Linked DNA regions of Homo sapiens: region 1 is linked to region 2. A link is an interaction called in ENCODE POLR2A ChIA-PET data of the cell type or tissue named here. Cell type or tissue: Caco-2. All regions are shown on one strand. Each heading gives the region's core, and the rest is flanking DNA. Links, peaks and the distances in the headings are about the cores only.

Region 1 (5,375 bases), core at 221-5,220, 460 kb before region 2:
TTTTTCCACGGATGTGGGGGATGGTTTTGGGATGAAACTGTTCCACCTCAGCTCATCAGGCATTAGTTAGATTCTCATAAGGAGTGCACAACCTAGATCTCTGGCATGCACAGTTCACAATAGGGTTCGCACTCCTATGAGAATCTAATGCCGCCACTGACCTGATGGGGCGTTTTGAAGGCTGACAGAGGAATACTTTCTCCTGAGGCAGGATTCGGCAGGCAGAGCATCACTACTACATGGAACCAGGACTTTAAAGGCTGAGAGAATTCTAGAGATCATGTAGGATTATCATCTGACGTATAAGCCCCCGAAACCAAGACTAGACCCTGCATCCAGGGTTGAGATGAATGGTTGTTTTTGTTTATGAAGGAGCGTGGTTTCTTGAGTATCCAAGCTGGTTTTTATTACCAGCTGGATGGATGTGAAGTCCCACCTGGTTCCAGTGCTGTAAAAGAGGTGTCTAGAAAATGATGATTTTCCTGTGGGCCTTGCACATCAGCTCCTTGGCAGCTTTAATAGACGATTTTCAGAGAAGTTTTAGCAGTGGCCCCGTCCTGAGATTAGTAGAGTCAGTGTAGACCACAGAGATAACTTTTTCAATACAGTAAGTGATGGAGTGGTCTGTGTTAGGAATGACAGCAATAATATCAGGTCCCCAGCTAAGCCACAGAAGCCTACTTAAACCACAATGTACCTTTAAGTCGATTAGTTTAGGCCCTAACCTCCTAACCACCGTGAGTCAACCTGGGGGACGGGAACGCCATTCCTTTTGGTCTTGTGAATAGGAACAATTCCTGTGCTTTTTCTCCCTCACTGGTAAGGGTGACTGTAGCTAATCGGGATTATTGAGTATTAGCCATGTGCTGGGTGCTGTGCTGAATACTCCAATTGCGTTATCTCATTTCATCCTTCTGTCTCCTGCAGGAGGTAGGCTCTATTGTTATCTCCTTTCAGGCAATTTGCCCAGTGGTAATGTAGCTGGTGAGAAGAACCAAGACGGAATCCAGGTCCACCCACCTCTAGATCCTGCACTCTTAACCGCTGGGCAACACTGCTGCCCACCTCTCTCATTGGGCGGGCACAGGTCTCTCTGTGCTCTCTGCTCTAGGCTCAGGATTCTGGGGAGAGTAGGATGGGGAAGGAGGACAACTTTCCCAGTATAAAGGCCTTCTCACAATTCCACCTCTCTCTTTTTTCTGTCTCCCACTCCCAGAAGTAGCTTGCCTCCTCCTTTCTGCCGCCACCACCATTTAGTGCCTCCAGCCAGGGCTGCTTTCATTCTTCACAGATGTTGGGACAGGCTATGGCTACTTAGTCACGTTCCTACCCTCCCGTCCTTAAAGTTAGCACAAGGTCCCTTTCAGTCTTTCTAAGAGTTTTTAATTTGTTTGTTTTTTAAACCTAGACCAGCAGTGTAAAGAATAGGCATGGATGCCAATGACAGGCCTTTGAGTGGCACCCAGGAATTGTGGTTTTCCTGGGCATCACAGCACGGGATGAGAGTGGAGGTGGTGAGGAGAGAATTGGGTTAGATGGAGTCTCGGGACGCAGAGTAAGTTCGCCTCCTTCCTCCTTGCTTGGAGAGGGAGGGAGGGGCCTTATCACATGTGCTACCTGTGCAGGTAGGTGGACCTGTCCAGTGAGCAGCCAATGGGAAGCAGAGGAGGTTCAGTTCAGTGATGGTGTTTAGCTTCTACTGTGTGTCCTGTGCTGCTGAGTTCATGGGGTACAAAGATGACTCTTGGAGCCTACCTCTAGTAGAGGATACAGAGGCAGAAAGGGTAATTTCAATTTCAGTAGGGTTAAGATGGAGGTGAGCACAGGAGAGGCCACTAAGCCCGGTGTTGAGGTGACATTTGAGCTGAGTTTCAATGGACAAGTAAGGGCCTTGTGAGGAGAGATGGAAAGGTTGTATCAGCCTGAAGGAATGGCATCAGCAAAACCATGGAAGCGTAAAGTGCAAGCGTGGTGTACTGAGGGGACCTACAAGGAGTGGTACAAGTTGCCAAATGCCTCCTAAGAGAGTTCCTGACACATGGTAGACTCTTAAATGTCATTTCAATAAATGGAGATGGAGGATAAGGTATAGAGGATGAGATGAGTCCGAAGCTATGCATGGGCGTTAGTGGTAATACACACCTGGAATGTATTATGTGGTTACTACATGCCAGGCACATATGCTGAATACTTTTCTACTAACTTAGTTCATCCTCATATGAGCCCTATGAAGTAGATATTATTGTCTCTATTTTTTGTGAGGAAAGTGAGGTCCAGAGAGGTTAGGTAATTTGTCCAAGGTCACACAGCTAGTAAATGACAGAGCTGAGATTTGAAACTAGTTCCAGGTCCTTTTTTTTCTTTTTTCTTTTTAGGGTTTCACTGTGTTGCCCAGGCTAGTCTCATACTCCTGGCCTCAAGCAGTCCTTCTGCCTCAGCCTCCCGAAGTGTTGGGATTACCGACATGAACCACTGTGTCCAGCCGGTCCTGTCTTTTTAACCACTGCTCTGTGTTGCCTTTCTGAAAACTTTAAGAGTGATGACGTGGTCAGATCTCCTTTTTAAATAGACAACACTGGCTGGCATGCAGTGGGTGGATTTGAGGGGGAAAGAGGCCCAAAGGCCTGCCAGGGCTGTATAAGTCAGAGATGCTTACCTTCAGGCTGTTGAGAGCATGGCCACTGAGGAAGCACCTCTTAGAAGGACCTCAATACTAACGCATGCCTGTGGTTCCTCCAATATTATTGCCGCCTTGTCTCATCTTGAAAAGAGAATTCTAGATTTGGGGAGATGTCCCAGTGGTATCATCTCAAAGAGATGCTTGAAGACAAGTTAAAGGATCCTAATGGAAGGGGCAGGCTGGAATTTGGCTACACACAGGCATCAGGTTCAACATAAATAGGAAAGAGGAAAAATAGGATGTTCCCAAAGGACCCCAAACTCCATGTCTGTCTGAACTCTCAGGCCTTCTCCTTTTTCTTTTTCTTTCTTTTTTTTTAAGCAGCAGCATCTGTTTTTCTCCCCCATTGGCCATTAAAAATAATAGATGAAATTTTGGTGTGTATTGTGCGCCAGCTCTGTGTAAGCACTGAGATCATCTCACTTAACACCTAGAACCCCTGTGGAGGTTGGTCTTATTAGAGATAGGGAAGCTGAGGGTCAGAGTGGTTTCGTAACTTGCCAGAAGTCACGCAGCTAGAAAGGAGCAGAACTGGTTTGTGTGAGTCCAGAGCCCACTTCTTTTCCAGTCTTCACCTCCTCTCAGACACCCCATGGAAACAACAACACAGAGGCATGCCTTGGGGCCAGCCTTGTCTCATGTCTGGAGGAATTCCTTCCTGTAGAGAGTCCCACTTCTCAGGTCAGTTTCCGTGGCTCGGCATGTGGTGGTCCAGCCTTGCTTCCACATCATTCCTCACGTTCCTTTGTGGCTTAACAAGAGCGTCCCATCTCCCGCCCCTCCATCCTGGTGGCACTCAGAAGGTTCTGTTTTGAGTTCCAGCGGCAGTTACTCCCTTTTGGGGAAGGCCTGTTGGCCGGGGAGGCGGCATGGGGTGGGGGCTGGCCAGGTTGGCATGTGCTCCCTGTGCATTTGTCTCTCGAGGTGGTGTATCGAAGATCTTTGTTTTTAATCATAATATCTCACATATTTTCTTTCTGTGCTGCTCAGTGAAAGCTAGCTAGGGGTGGCGGCAAATCTTCCTTTAATTTCCACTGTGATGGATTATTAGTTCACTTAAAATGGTGTTTAATTTGCACATGTGCCCTGAGGCTTTTAAATATTAAGCTCATTTGATGACTGTTGGAAATCAATTTGGAACTCCACAGTTATGTTCTATGAGTTGGACTCATGAAGCCCCATGGACCCTGTTGCCCCATTAACAGGGGCTAAAGTTCAAAAATTAGAATGATGAGTTAAGCTCCATACTCTTAATTTCTTCCTTTAAAAAAAAATCAATTTTGGCTGGGCGCAGTGGCTCACGCCTGTAATCCCAGCACTTTGGGAGGCCGAGGTGGGCGGATCATGAGGTCAGGAGATCGAGACCACGGTGAAACCCCGTCTCTACTAAAAATACAAAAAGTTAGCCGGGCGTAGTGGCGGGCGCCTGTAGTCCCAGCTACTCGGGAGGCTGAGGCAGGAGAATGGCGTGAACCCGGGAGGCAGAGCTTGCAGTGAGCCGAGATGGCGCCACTGCACTCCAGCCTGGGTGACAGAGCGAGACTCCGTCTCAAAAAAAAAAAAAAAAAAAAAAAAATCAATTTTCTTTCCTAAGAATTGACTCAAAGAAGCTTTTAAAATTTTTGCTTAAAAGGGAAGAAGACAGTGCAGATGTTGATTTTTTGGTCCCCATCTCTCAGCTTGTTCCTCTCATGCAGCCTGCCCTCCCCTTTCTCAGCCCACAGGCCTTTTTTTTCTTTTTTTTTTTTTTTTTTTTGTTGAGACGGAGTCTCGCTCTGTCGTCCAGGCTGCAACCTCCGCCTCCCAGGCTCAAGTGATTCACCTGCCTCAGCCTCTCGAGTAGCTGGGACTACAGCTGGGACTACGGGCGTGCGCTACCATGCCTGGCTAATTTTTGTATTTTTAGTGGAAACAGGGTTTCACCATGTTGGCCAGGCTGGTCTCAAACTCCTGACCTCAAGTGATCTGCCTTGGCCTCCCAAAGTGTCTGGATTACAGGCGTGACCACCTTCCCCGGCCCCCACAGGCTGGCCTTTTGTTTTGTTTTGTTTTGTTTTGAGACAGAATCTCGCACTGTCACCAGACTGGAGTGCAGTGGCACGATCTCGGCTCACTGCAACCTCCACCTCGCAGGTTCAGGCGATTCTCCTGCCTCAGTCTCCTGAGTAGCTGGGACTACAGGCACACGCCACCATGCCCGGCTAATTTTTGTATTTTTGGTAGAGACGGGGTTTCACCATATTGGCCAGGATGGTCTCAATCTCTTGACCTCGTGATCCGCCCGCCTCAGCCTCCCAAAGTGCTGGGATTACGGGCATGAGCCACTGTGCCTGGCCCTACAGGCCTTTCTTGATCCTGCTTCTCCTTGCTTTCTACTTACCTCCTCTCATTTCTTCTAGTTTGTCCTGTACCAGTTGAACAAGATTCATATTTCAGCAAGCCGCTTTTTCTTCCCTTTTTCTTTTCTTTTTTTTTAATGCTCTGTCACCCAGGCTGGAATGCAGTTGGAGTGAACACTGTGCACTGCAGTCTCAACCTCCTGGGCTCAAGTAATCCTCTGGCCTCAGCCTCTCAAGTAGCTGGGATCACAGGCGCGTGCCACCATGCCTGGCTAAGTTTGAATTTTTTGTAGAGTTGAGGTCTTGCCGTGTTGTCCAAGCTGGTCTCGAACTCTTGGGCTCAAGCAATCCTCCTG
Region 2 (5,375 bases), core at 239-5,238:
TGCATATTATGCTAATGTTTATTTTCTTGAAATAAAAACAACTGTGCAGACTTCATATTAATATAATTTCAGTAAATGTTTGTAGATTATTTGATATATAATGTAATTTAAATTCTGAGAATATTGTGAAAGACCTGGAAAAAATTATGGGAACTGAAAGTAGCATGGTCACTGTGTATGTTAAATACATAATAAAATTTGTGAAATCCTTTTTCAGTAGATGACTTTCACTCTTTTTAAAAAGTAAAGCTCTCCATTAAAAAGGCACTTTACTTGTTTTCCTTATAATACATGCCAGCTTCAAATTTAAAAATTAAAAAAGGTAAAAGGAGGTTTCAGCTTCACGTGTTCGGATAGATTAACTCTTTGTGCTCAAAAAAAAGATTGTTGAAGCTCCCTTAAGGATAACTAATGAGGAGCACCCAGGCATCTGAAAGAACGAGAAGTCTGTTTTTCGTTCTTGCCTAATTGCCGTTAAGCAAAGATACTCTTCCCTAAAAGGGAAAAATGGCTCCTTACGTGTTATTCCTCTTTGTTAGTAATGATCACTGTGTTTTGACCTCTTTTCAGGATGTTTTTTAAACCATGTTTTCTGGTTCTTCTGTAGTCTTAAGTATGTTTGATATTGTTAGGTGATCTGCATAATGTTTAATCATTTTTTTCTTTATATAAACCAGTTGGTATAATTATACCTCTTTTCCTATTTAAGTTTGTATGTGTATATGTGATTCTATAGAGTAGAAAAATGCCATCAGTTTGAAATGATGGCACAATCTTAGTCACTTGGTTTAAATAAATAGAAAATTCTAAAGCCTTAAAATTAAGATAATGCTCTTTGGCAAACTCAAAATAAAAGCAAAAAAAAAAAAAGGAAATTAATATAAAAGAAAGCAGGACACCAGACCTTCTAAATACAATACTTGTTGATCTTGTCTATACCATTTAATGTAGAAAAACTAATTTTCTATAATTGTGTCTATTAAAGGTGACATTAATGCTGATAGAAAAATATTCCCACATATATCTGACTTGGAAAACTTATAAAAATTGTGCTGTCTTTAAAATAAAATTTGTATGCTTTTTTTGTTGTTTACTTTACCTTTTCTTGGCAATTGAATACAATCTTCCCTCTCTTAAAAGTGGATTTGCTATGAAAATTTTAAGGGCTGTAAAGGAAGGCATTTTCCTGATTTTATATATTTAATTCTTGTGCTATAGTAATTAAAATTTCATAACTAGTTTTTAATTTAATAGTATCTGTTGATACTTTAGACAATTAAAACATTTTTTACCAGTTTTTATTTAGTGCTTCAAATGGATTATAAACTTAGTAATTTGGGGACTAATTGTATAAATTGTTAAAAATAAATGGATTTTGCAGAAGGATAGGATTAGTGAAAAGGAGCAGTAAATAATAAAATGTAATAGAAATAGAAATGTAATTTGTTTTTAAAATAAGCTATATAGGAAAACTGATTGATTATATATTCTTATATGGTTTTAAATCAATAAAACTCAGTATTTCACATTTAATGCAATAGATGCTAAGAAAAAAATTAACCTTCAGCTAGAAATCTAAATAAAAATAGAAAATACCCTTTGCTGCAGTAGTTCAGTTGTTTAAAAATATTAAATCTGAGGCCTGGGGTGGTGGCTCAATGCCTGTAATCCTAGCACTTTGGGAGGCCGAGGTGGGAGGTCAGGAGTTCGAGACCAGCCTGACAATATGATGAAACCCCCTCTCTATTAAAAATACAAAAATTAGCCAGGCATGATGGCGGGCGCCTGTAATCCCAGCTGCTCAGGAGGCTGAGACAAGAGAATCGCTTGAACCCGGGAGGCAGAGTTTGCAGTGAGCCAAGATCATACCATTGCACTCCAACCTAGGCAACAAGAGTGAAAGTTTGTCTCAAAAAAAAAAAAAAAAATTAAATCTGATATAACTGATTTAGTGAAAAAGTAAGTCTAATCCCAAAAAGAAAAATTAATAATTATCTCTTTGGAAATAAATTATAAAATTGCTAAATTTTGTTGTAGAGTTTAGCTAATGATTAACTTTGAGAGCCTATGTATTTGGACTTGAAAGTGTTTATATTGACTGATCATATTTTTTTTTAATATAGTTTATTGGTTTGGTTTCTTTGACTTTCTCATCATCTTCAACAAGTAGAGTTAGGTTTTTTGTTTCTTTGCTTTAATTTCAGTATTAACTACTGTGGTAATTTGGTAGGTCTATTCTACACAATATTATTTGTCAAAATGTTTTTGTAAGTGGGGATACACAGATTCTGTGCCAATTAGAGAACTATATTTTTCAACTAGTTTGCTTTTCTGGCTTTAAACTTTGTTTCTCCTCTCTATGATAGATCTGTCCAGCTTCTTTTTTGTTTTTTTGTTTTTTTTTTTTTTTGAGACGGAGTCTCGCTCTTGTTGCCCAGGCTGGAGTGCAGTGGTGCGATTTCAGCTCACTGCAAACTCTGCCTCCCGGGTTTGCACCATTCTCCTGCCTCAGCCTCCCGAGTAGCTGGGACTACAGGCGCCTGCCAGCACGCCCGGCTAATTTTTTGTATTTTTAGTAGATACAAGGTTTCACCGTGTTAGTCAGAATGGTCTCGATCTCCTGACCTTGTGATCCGCCTGCCTCAGCCTCCCAAAGTGCTGGGATTACAGGCCTGAGCCACCGCGCCCGGCCGGATCTGTCCACCTTCTATATTCTCTTTATTGTCTTTTAGAAAGTTGAACTAAAGGCCGGGTGTAGTGGCTCATGCCTGTAATCTTGGCACTTTGGGAGGCCGAGGCGAGCTGATCACCTGAGGTCAGGAGTTCAAGACCAGCTTGACCAACATGGTGAAACCTCGTCTCTACTAAAAATACAAAATTAGCTGGGCGTGGTGGCAGGTGCCTATGATCCCAGCTACTGGGAAGGCTGAGGCGAGAGAATCACTTGAACCCAGGAGGCGGAGGTTCCAGTGAGCCAAGATCGCGCCATTGCACTCCAGCCTGGGCAACAAGAGTGAAACTCCGTCTCAAAAAAAAAAAAAAAAAAAGAAAGTTGGACTAAAGAGAGTGGAAGAGGTTCTATGATATGAAGACTTATTAATAAAGCATTTACACACATTCAAAAAATAAAGCATTTACACATTAGCTCATTTTTTGTCTTATGAACTATTTTCATTGGAATTTGGATTTGAATATATGCCATTTCAAAACCAGAAAATAATTAAAGTCAAATATTTGTAGCATCAACATGCCGAAAGAACTAGCCAGCCGAATGCATGTTTCAGCATGGGAGGAGGTAACAGAGTGAAGTAAAAAGCACTGATTTCACAGTCTGAATATTGAATCATGTCCTATCTTTGTCCCTAACTGACATTATGATCTTGATCACTTACCCTTTCTGGGCTGCAGTTTTGTGGTCTATAGATTGGTTATAATAATATCCACTATACCTACATACCAGAATCGAAGGCTCAAATAAAATCATGGTGAGAATGTTTTACAAAACTAGCACAAGCTGTGCAAATGTAGGATGTTCTTTTGCTTCTGGGATAATGAATGCTTACTTATTGCCACATAACTGTTTTTTCCATCTTCTGGCTAGTGATCGGCAGAGATGTATTCATGAAGTCTGGCAAATTATAGAAGAAAGGAAAAGGTAGATGTTGTAGGCCAGTGTTTCCAAAATAATAAATTGGTTCATGGTTAGTTTACAGTATTTTGTTAATCCCTAGAATATCCAGAGAGAATACTAAATTTAAATTTACAGTGTTTTGGTTTATTCTTAAAATGTGGTAAGAGCTTAACTTTAAGGATGTAATAGTCTATCATTATTTTACTTGTGTTTCAGTGAACAACCTACTGTAATTTTTTTCATCATTCATCTTATTAATCAGTGTCATCAGATTGGGAGATCTTTAATAAACTCTAGAAAGAACCATCTTTCCTTCTTTTCCTACTTCTCATTAATGTTTCTAAATTTGCCTTTTTACAGGACTTTGCCTCCCGGGCCAAACTGGCAGTTCAAAAACTAGTACAGAAAGTTGGATTTTTTGGAATTTTGGCCTGTGCTTCAGTAAGTGAATTGTATTAAAACAGAACTTTTACTAAGTGGTAGTGTTATATTTTGATCCATATATACTCCTGAATTAACAAAAGTGCTATCACTTTTATTGGGTATGTAATTTTGTGAATCATTCACCTTTTTTTTTTTTTAAGACGGAGTCTCCCTCTTGTCACCCAGGCTGGAGTGCAGTGGCATGATCTCGGCTCACTGCAACCTCCATCTCCTGGGCTCAAGCAATTCTCCTGTCTCAGCCTCCCTAGTAGCTGGGACTACAGGCATGCACCCCCACGCCTGGCTAATTTTTATATTTTTAGTAGAGGCAGGATCTCATGTTGCCCAGGCTAGTCTCAAACTCCTGGGCCCAAGTGATCCACCTGCCTCGGCCTCCCAAAGTGCTGGGATTACAGGCATGAGCCACTACACCTGGCCCATTCAACTTTTTTTTTTTTTTTTTTTTTTTTTTTTGAGACAAGAGTTTCACTTTTGTGGCCCAGGCTGGAGTGCAATGGCACAATCTCGGCTCACTGCAACCTCCACCTCCCGGGTTCAAACGATTCTCCTGCCTCAGCCTCCCAAAGTAGCTGGGATTTCAGGCGACTGCCACCACACCCAGCTAATTTTTTTTTTTTTTTTTTTTTTTTTTTTTTTTTTTTTTTTGAGACGGAGTCTCGCTCTGTCGCCCAGGCGGTAGTGCAGTGGCGGGATCTCGGCTCACTGCAAGCTCCGCCTCCCGGGTTCACGCCATTCTCCTGCCTCAGCCTCCCAAGTAGCTGGGACTACAGGCGCCCGCCACTACGCCCGGCTAATTTTTTGTATTTTTAGTAGAGACGGGGTTTCACCGTTTTAGCCGGGATGGTCTCGATCTCCTGACCTCGTGATCCGCCCGCCTCGGCCTCCCAAAGTACTGGGATTACAGGTGTGAGCTACTGCACCCAGCCCAATTCAACTTATTAAATGAGCTGTTTTCTGTTGAATAGGTTCACATCTTGTTTATTGGCTTTTAAGTATTTCATCATGTAGTGATGACTTCAGACCTAAATGGCTTAAATCAGTAAGAATAAAAGAGACAAAATCCATTCTTCCAATGAAGAATATACTACATTTAACCAAATTAAACTACATTTAACCAAATAAGGATGACTTCATTCTTTCCTCAAATTTATAGATAAGAAGTCTTTTTCCAAAGTTTCAAGTATTAGTTACAAGGAAGAATTTATATAAAACCTGTTTAAAGCGATGTTAGCTCAGGGCTACTCTGATTTACGTATCTTAAATCCTTTTTTTGTGTTTGTTTTTCTTTTTTTGAGACAGA

What was found. ChIA-PET counts read pairs that join two places held together with the same protein. Peaks named below come from ENCODE experiments on the same cell type or tissue, not always from the same donor. Only the 100,000 strongest peaks of a DNase experiment are listed, where the experiment ranks them.
Region 1: POLR2A ChIA-PET joins it to region 2 with 9 read pairs; 2 of 35 experiments call an interaction of 5 or more read pairs at or near these places.

Annotation. Positions count from the first base shown.
Region 1 is chr17:59,344,943-59,350,317 of GRCh38, forward strand. The region is part of intron 1 of YPEL2 (yippee like 2); the gene reads left to right. Among named protein-coding and RNA genes, the nearest start is that of YPEL2, 16 kb to the left of the region's middle. In Caco-2, for the core only: no CTCF peak of the experiment used is centred there; a DNase peak (open chromatin) is centred at 3,224.
Region 2 is chr17:59,804,805-59,810,179 of GRCh38, forward strand. It overlaps VMP1 (vacuole membrane protein 1), which reads left to right. Exons shown (of 12, transcript NM_030938.5): 8 at 3,992-4,072. Among named protein-coding and RNA genes, the nearest start is that of MIR21, 34 kb to the right of the region's middle. In Caco-2, for the core only: no CTCF peak of the experiment used is centred there; no DNase peak of the experiment used is centred there.